2 separate regions of the Homo sapiens genome follow, and region 1 is linked to region 2. Evidence: read pairs that join two places in POLR2A ChIA-PET (ENCODE). Cell type or tissue: PC-3. All regions are shown on one strand. Region 1 has its middle 79 kb from the start of LINC03055. Region 2 overlaps FARS2 (phenylalanyl-tRNA synthetase 2, mitochondrial).

The links. ChIA-PET counts read pairs that join two places held together with the same protein. Peaks named below come from ENCODE experiments on the same cell type or tissue, not always from the same donor. Only the 100,000 strongest peaks of a DNase experiment are listed, where the experiment ranks them.
Region 1: POLR2A ChIA-PET joins it to region 2 with 5 read pairs; 1 of 35 experiments calls an interaction of 5 or more read pairs at or near these places.

What each region holds. Positions count from the first base shown.
Region 1 is chr6:6,962,792-6,966,791 of GRCh38, forward strand. No RefSeq gene overlaps it. Among named protein-coding and RNA genes, the nearest start is that of LINC03055, 79 kb to the left of the region's middle. In PC-3, no CTCF peak of the experiment used is centred here; no DNase peak of the experiment used is centred here; H3K27ac peaks cover 1,401 bases.
Region 2 is chr6:5,727,459-5,731,458 of GRCh38, forward strand. The region is part of intron 6 of FARS2 (phenylalanyl-tRNA synthetase 2, mitochondrial); the gene reads left to right. Among named protein-coding and RNA genes, the nearest start is that of FARS2-AS1, 270 kb to the left of the region's middle. RefSeq lists an enhancer at 1,150-1,279. In PC-3, a CTCF peak has its summit at 2,554 (motif pointing left); a DNase peak (open chromatin) is centred at 1,743; H3K27ac peaks cover 1,154 bases.

The DNA of each region.
Region 1 (4,000 bases), 1.2 Mb after region 2:
CAATTTAGATAATAACTCTCTTCCACTTTTCCAAATTCCTGTCCACTGTGTGTGGGAAGCTCAGCCTCAGGCCACACTGGCCAGTACAGCTGACAGGCCCAGGGACATTCCTGTCCTCTCCCATCTCACCTCCCTTCCTTCTGATATTGTGTGAGCACCAAGATAACTCATGCACTTCTACTTCCCACCCTGTGTGCAGCAGAGAAACATCGCCAGCGTCTCTCTGCCTGTAACAAGCCCACCTTTGCTTCCAGCTCTGAGAAAGCACGTTATCTGTGTGCTCAGCTCCTGAACCTGGGCACCCCTCTGCTTTGGTCTCTAACCTGACTTGAAGACGGCCTCTTCACCCCACCATTTCTGCTTTTTTTTTTTTTAATTCCTTTTACACACACACCACACAATTTTGTTTTAATTTGACCAATGAATTCACATCACATATTTTTTCCTCCCAAAGAAGGTTCACACTCAATCTTCTTTGCAAGCCAAATACTTTGCATATCTGAAAGCACATCCTTAGATCATGTGGAGTGTTTTTTTAAGTATTATAAAAAGGGATTTCTGGGCCGGGCACCGTGGCTCATGCCTGTAATCCCAGCACTTTGGGAGGTCAAGGCAGGCAGATCACCTGAGGTCGGGAGTTCAAGACCAGCCTGACCAACATGGAGAAACCCCATCTCTGCTAAAAATGCAAAATTAGTCGGGCGTGGTGGTGCATGCCTGTAATCCCAGCTACTCTGGAGGCTGAGGCAGGAGAATCGCTTGAACTCGGGAGGCAGAGGTTGTGGTAAGCCAAGATGACGTCATTGCACAGAGTGAAACTCCATCTCAAAAAAAAAAAAAAAAGAAGAAGAAGAAGAGATTTCTGAATTAGTTGATATCTACTGATACTTTGCTGTCAATTCTGAAAGGATTGGAAAACAGAAAATGTACAGCCGCTGTAAGCTTCACAAGTGAGCAGTGAGCCAATTAGCAGCCCCCTCCCCTTTTTAAAAATAAGAATCCGAGCTGGGCGTGGTGGCTCACATCTGTAATCCCAGCACTTTGGGAGGCCAAGGAGGGTGGATCACTTGAGGTCAGGAGTTTAAGACCAGCCTGGCAAACATGGTAAAACCCCCTCTCTACTAAAAATACAAACATTAGCCAGGCATAGTAGTGGGCGCCTGTAATCCCAGCTACTCGGGAGGCTGAGGCAGGAGAATTACTTGAACCCAGAAGGCAGAGGTTGCAGTGAGCCGAGACTGCACCACCGCACTCCAGCTCTGGGTCACAGAGCAAAGACTCCATCTCAAAAAAAAAAAAAAAGAAAGAAAAAAGAAAATCTCTTTCTTTCATCAACATACGATACCCCTTTTCCTGCAAAACCTACTGATTTTCACTCACTTAATATGTCTAAGAAATGGTACTTCACTTTATGCCCAGTAACAGACCTCAAGGGCCATTCCCATGTGACTGGGAAAGCTTCCCTCTTCCCCTTGCAGACAGATGTACATTGCTAGCTGTTATACTGATGAAGAAGACACAGTACCCAGAAAAGAATAACCAGTGACACTCCCCATAAACACTTTCATGAGGAATAGCATCAGAGAAAAAAATGCCTGCACTAGAACCAACTTTCAGAACTGCTGCTAGCCAGCTATGAGACATCTTTTGCCTCTCAAAGCTTTAGTTTCTCATCCATAAAATAAGGCATTTGCACAAAATTATCTCCACAACCTTCTTTCTACCCCAAAATGCTATGGTCTTCCTTACTGCATTATTCTTCATTCCTCCTTCATCATTTACTTCCAAAGCATAGTTCACAGGAGTCAAGTATATGATGAAAAAAAAAGATAATGAATAATTACAATCAGTACATATTAAAGATTAAACAAACCAATTTTAAAAATACAAATAGTAAATATATACATTGCAAAGAAAAAACACAAATGGCTGATAAATATATAAAAAGATGCTTAACCTCACTAGCAATCAAAAAAATTAAAATGAGATGCCGTTTTTTCTCCATTGAATTGGTAAAAATGTAAAAGAATGATAATGTCAACCGTTGGCAAGGATGTGGGGAAACAGGAGTGTGACTCAGCACAGACTCCTTAGGGACAATTTCACATTGTCCACAAGCATGTAAAAGTTTAGGTACCCTTTCATCTGAATCTATAAACCTTATACTGCAGAGTATTCATATATGTTGCACCACTCTGTGTACTTTTAAAAAATCGAATACAAACTAAAGGCCTTTCTACAGGAGAGTTTGTTGAATATGCTTCATCCAAAGATAGATTAAAGGCACTTAGCTTTCCTTTAGGAAATCTGCCCATTGGACTTTAGGATCAAAAAAAAAAAAAAAACCAGTTAAGGTTAACTCTTCTCTCAGCCAAGAACTATAATTTGCATTTGGCATCTGCCACTTCGAATGAGTAGCTTCCATCTTTCTTGCGTTGGGCACAGAGATCACATTTGAAGGTGGTTGTCTCTCTACCTTCCGTGCCATTCTTCAAAATGGTAGCGAGAAATCGGAAGGAAATCCAGCATACAGAAAGAGAAACCCTGTAACAAGGCTGTCTCTCTGAGCTGAGAGTATCTTTCAGGGCTGCAAGGCACACATGGGAGCCAGCCTGAGAAACATCCCAAACAATCGGAAAAGTCCAGGTATTTCCACTACAGGTAACTTCAGTCTGAACTTCAGTATTTCTTGAGGTCAAAAAAGGCACCATAGAAGGGGAAAAAAATTCAGACCAGCTGTAGTGTGAGGAAGCCTGGGCAGAAAACAAGCTCATCAAGACAGAGGAAGCAATTCTGTCTTCTTCAAGTTGAAGCAAGACCTGCACTCCTCAAAAGGGACACTGCCCAATAAAGAAAGCATAGGGGGTATAAGAAAACCTCACTCCTCATAAGAACATGCATTTCAAGATGGAAGATGAGGCCGGGCACGGTGGCTCATGCCTATAATCCTAGCACTTTTAGGAGGCCAAGGCAGGAGGATCACCTGAGGTCAGGAGTTCGAGACCAGCCTGGCCAACATGGTGAAACCCCTCTACTAAACCTCTACTAAAAAATACAAAAATTAGCTGGGCCTGGTGGTGCATGCCTGTAATCCCAGCTACTCAGGAGGCTAAGACAGGAGAATCACTTTAACCCAGGAGGTTGCAGTGAGCCGAGATCACATCACTGCACTCCAGCCTGGGTGACAGAGCAAGACTTCATCTCAAAAAAAAAGGAAAATAAAAGGATTCAAAGAGTTTTCGAGATGATAGACACTTCTCATACACAGTACTAATTTTTAGTTAAAAATGCGTAGCCTTCCCAAGTACATTAAAAATTAACTAAAAGAAGAAAAAGTTGGTTGGACCCACTCTTGTTTGGGAAATTTCATTACCCTGAAGTTTCTGAACATACTGTTCTCTATACCAACAAAAGAGAAGACAGTCTATCTAAAAGCAAGTACAATGTATTTTTATGGAAATAAACTAGACACAGATTCTAGGCTAAATAGCTAATCATTAAATACACACACAGAGAGTCCTGGCCATTGCCACACCAATGACTAAACGCCTTTAACAATCAACATCCTGGAGGTCTGAACATTTCCTCCAGGAGCCTAGTGTTTTTACAGCCACCATCTCATTTCTGTACACATTCTCAGAATGTTCCTAGACTATCCCCATTTTGTAAGTATAAAAAGTGAGATGCCAAAACCCACCTAACTGACTTGCCCAGGGTCATAGAGCCATTAGTCAGGGCCTTGATGTCAGGCCTGCAGAGCACACAGCAAACTACCTGTGCCTCTTGGGGGCCAGCATCACAAAAATTATATTTGAACCTTTCAACAACCATTTTGGACACGATCTTTCTCCAAACCACATTGTAATAAAGTTGTCACTTTGGTTCCAAGAATACTCTTTGATGGCGAAGAGTTGAACAAGCCTCTTCCTCTATCAAAACTGGTTCGCCCAGACATCCTAGCTCAACAGGTGGGAGGAAGGGCAAATCTGGGAACCAGGAC
Region 2 (4,000 bases):
TTCTGTTTAAATAAAATGCCACGCTAGCGGGTTTCGGGTAACTGAAGAAAGTGCATTCCGCGGTCTCCATGTGGTCAGGACTTGGCTCTGTGAGTCTGCAGCCTTGTTCAGCCCTCCCTGCAGCTGTTACTGTATCCCTGTCTTCCTACTGAGGCCATGCTTGGGCCATTGTGGCACCTATACATCTTTAATACACGCCCCAATTAATGAGTTAAGTCCAGATAAAGTGGGTCTGAGGAGTTCACAGATTGGAGTGCCACAGGGATCATATTTTCAGGTGCATTTTCTTCCAATGCACTCTGACAGCTCAAAACACTTCCTCGAGCTTCTATACATTCTGCTCGTTGCCATGTGTCCCCAGCACTTGGATATGTAATGCGAGGGATACCAACAGACTGATTTCTAAATGAGCTTCCTGCCTCAAGGCAAAGGTTGAGTTGCCCGTGCAGCTGGGAGGGCCACCAGGTGAATGACGCTGTTAGAGGGGAAGTGTTGGGGTGAAAGGTCCCTGGGAGCTTCGCTTACCACCGTGGGCACTTAATGGATGCTAAATAATTGAAAGAATAAAGTGAGAGATGAGTGGATGCCGCCTTGATGGCCCCTCGATGAACTAACAGGGTCCGAGAACATTTGCAAATTGGTCATTAATGTTTCATCAACAGTGTCTGCCTCCTTTGTTCATCTCAAAGGGTAGCCAGGGTTTCCGATCACAGGGATAGTTTCCTGAGAAACTTAAATGGAGGAATTAGGCCGGGCCTGCAATTCCACCCAATAATTTGGGTTTGTTTCAAAATAGCCTAATAGCTGGGAATGGGCTGGTTTGGCTTGCTAATGTGCTTAGAAGGGTCTTGAGTGCTTTCACTCAGTGACATTTGGAGGGGGATTATGGATTTTGGAGCATTAAAGCTTTATTGTTTTTGTTTTTTGTTTTGCTTTGCCTGTTTTTGGAGTGAGGTTTGCTGACGCTAAAATGACTGTTTATTCATGACAGGGAGGGGGTGAGGAGGTATAGGGAATAATTCTACTCATGGAAAAAGGATGCCTTCTTCAAAATGATTTTTGCTGTTGGCAAAGCTGAGAACACACTCACATGATTCTCTGCCTGCAGTAAGTGACAGGAAAAACACATTGTGCGCCGTGGATAGCTATAACTAGCAGCAAATTGGTTTAAATCATAAAGAAAGGCTCAGTATACACAGCTCCCTCTTCTTCAGGGAAGTCTAGCTGGAGGAAAGAAATGGAGGCTGGGTTTAGAGTACTAGAAGTGGCAAGTCCAGCCTTGAGCCTCCCGCGGTCGGGTTTCTTCAGAAAATAACCAGGTACTCTCCCGATGTGAGCTGTGGATTTGGGTGAAACTTTCCTCTCTCAGCCACTGCGCTGGCCTCCCTCGGCAACCCTACGTTGCAGGGACTGCCTGCCCCGAAACCCTGCCTGAGCTCACCACTGTCCCTTCACTGACTTTTGAAGGTGGTAGACGGGGAGAGATATTCCTTGTCCCCAGCACTGGCTGGTGTGCTCTTGACAGTGGCCTGTTCTGAAGCCTGCTAGGACGCCCGCTACCTGGGAAGCTGGCAGGAGATTCCGATGGCTTTCGGCATCTGCAGTGCTCACTCATACTGCAGATGACTCTTATTTCCGTTTTTCACAACTTAACTGAAAAGGGCACTTAAGCAAAGCAGGCATTTAGTCCCAGGTGGAATCAATCTTCCTGCTGCAGGAAAGAGCCAGGCCCTGGGCAGCTGGTGTTTGGAGTTGGTCTTGAGTGTGTGTTGACTCACCTTCCTCTCGAGGTAAAGGAAATGAATAGCTCGTGCTAATGAATGAGGTGTCCCCAGAGCATCGTCAGTCTCTGGAGGTGTCCAGTTAGGCCCTGTGACTGTCCCAGCCCTCCCACGGGCACAGCAGAGGCGAGGCTCAGAGCCTGCCCCTGGAATGGGGGCGTGGACGTCCCAGAGAGCAGGGGCTGAGGACACTGGAGTGGGGTCACTGGAGGAAATGGGCAAAGGCAGCTGAGTAGACACATACCTTAGAGGCTAGGGAGCTTGTCCAGAAAAAGCAGCCTGCACCTGGCCGTAAGATTTTCCAAAGATGAGGTTTATGCTCATTGTATTTTTCTCTTGGAAAATGTTTAGGGTCTTTTGCAATGCTTTGTCCTCCTCGGTACTCAGAGGACTGCATCTGCCTTTCCCTCTTCTTTCCCCTTCAAGGATGGACGTGTAGGTTACCCACAAGTACCTGTGCCCTCATTTTTTTAGGCACAGGCTTCTTTCTCTGCTTTGTTTTTGTTTTTTGTATGTTTGCTTTCAAGGCACATATTTTCAAGTATAAAATGACTCCTATGCTCCTTCACTTACCCTGAAAACACCTACCTGTTTCCTAAGAGCCACCTTTGAAAACTCTATGGACATTTTGAACCAGATTATTCTTTATCATGGGGGCTGACCTGGGCACTGTAGGCTGTTTACCAGCATCCCTGGCTTCTGCTGACTGGATGCCAGGAGCAGCCCCCTGACCCCAGTTGTGACAACCACAAATATCTTCAGCCGTTGTGCAGTGCCCTCTAGGGAGCAAAATTCCCTTCAGATAAGAACCACTGGTCTACAGGAATCACACCAAGGCAGCCCACCCATTTTAAAGATATGCCAGTCTGTTTGTTTACTGAATGTTTAATAATTGTTCATTTATTCACCTATCTGCTTACCCATTGATCTGTCCATCTGTCCATGTAGCTGAGCTGCCCAATATCCATCCTGGGACAGCAGTGCCTTGGGAGCTAAACATACTCAAACTGTGAGCCTTTCTAGAAAGAGAGAGAGACAGCGAGAGAGCGCAATTGATTGATTGAGGATAGAGGAGATAATTACTGAGCAAGCTGGATAAGATCCAAGGTACTAAATAGTTGGGGGAAGGTACTTGGGAGGAAGAGAGATGCTGCTTTTTTGAGACCAGAGGGAAGGAAGAATGGTAAAGACAGAGGAAAATGTTTTGGTCACAGGGAAGATCACTTACCGAGTCCTAGATCTATTTATGTAGAAAAAGGATTTTCTAGATTACAAAGAGGTTTTTTTTTTTACAACTAGAACTGTTTTTCTTAGATTTATTTTCCAAAGATGTGTCACAAGGCAGTAATTCACCATCATCAGTTAATATGTCCGAGCCCAGGGCCAGTAGAGAGGAATTAAACCTCCTCCTAAGAGGAGCAAAATATTCATCACAAAGGACAGATTTTGCAAGAGTTGGCAATCTTCTAGAGGTCATGAGCAAAGTCTTCACTTACTCTTATTAAATGGTTCTTTTGGTAGTAGTAATCTTACCTCCCCTAACCACTGCAATGATGATTGCCAGTTCTACTGTGTGCTTATGTTTCAAGCACTGTTCTGAGAGCTTTATACGGATTAACTCCGTTAATCCTTTCAGCCCTAGATGGTCTTTTAGAGATGAGGCAACTGGAACACAGCAAGGTTGAGTAACTTGCCCAATGTCACACAGCTACTAAGTGGTAGAGCTGGGACACAGACCCACACTGCTGGCTCTGAAAGCATCAACCCTAATGACTACACGCTCATTTGTCTGGAGAAAACACTGAGACCTGGAGCATGTGTGTACATGCTCACCATACAGCCCGCCCCCGATGATTGTCAGGAGAGTCAGCTGATCTGAGAAAGTGACAAGCATTGGTCATTTCAGAGAAACCGGGAGTTGGGCTTTTTAAAAGAGGCATAAAGAAACTGGGAAAATGAGACTGAGTATATTGGACAGATCCCAGGAACTACCACTCAGAGGAAGACAAGCCCCGCTCCTGTTTTTCCTTCCTTCCTCTTCCTCCTTCTCTTCCATGTGCCTTCTTCTTTCCCTTCTTCCTCCTCTTTGTTTTCAGCTCTCCTCTCTCTCCATATAGCCCTCCAGACTCTCCTCCTCTGTGAGGCTGTCTCCTTGGTCCCCTCAGAGACCGTGGCCCCAGATCCTCAATCCTCTTGCTCCCCAGATTCGTTCCATGTCT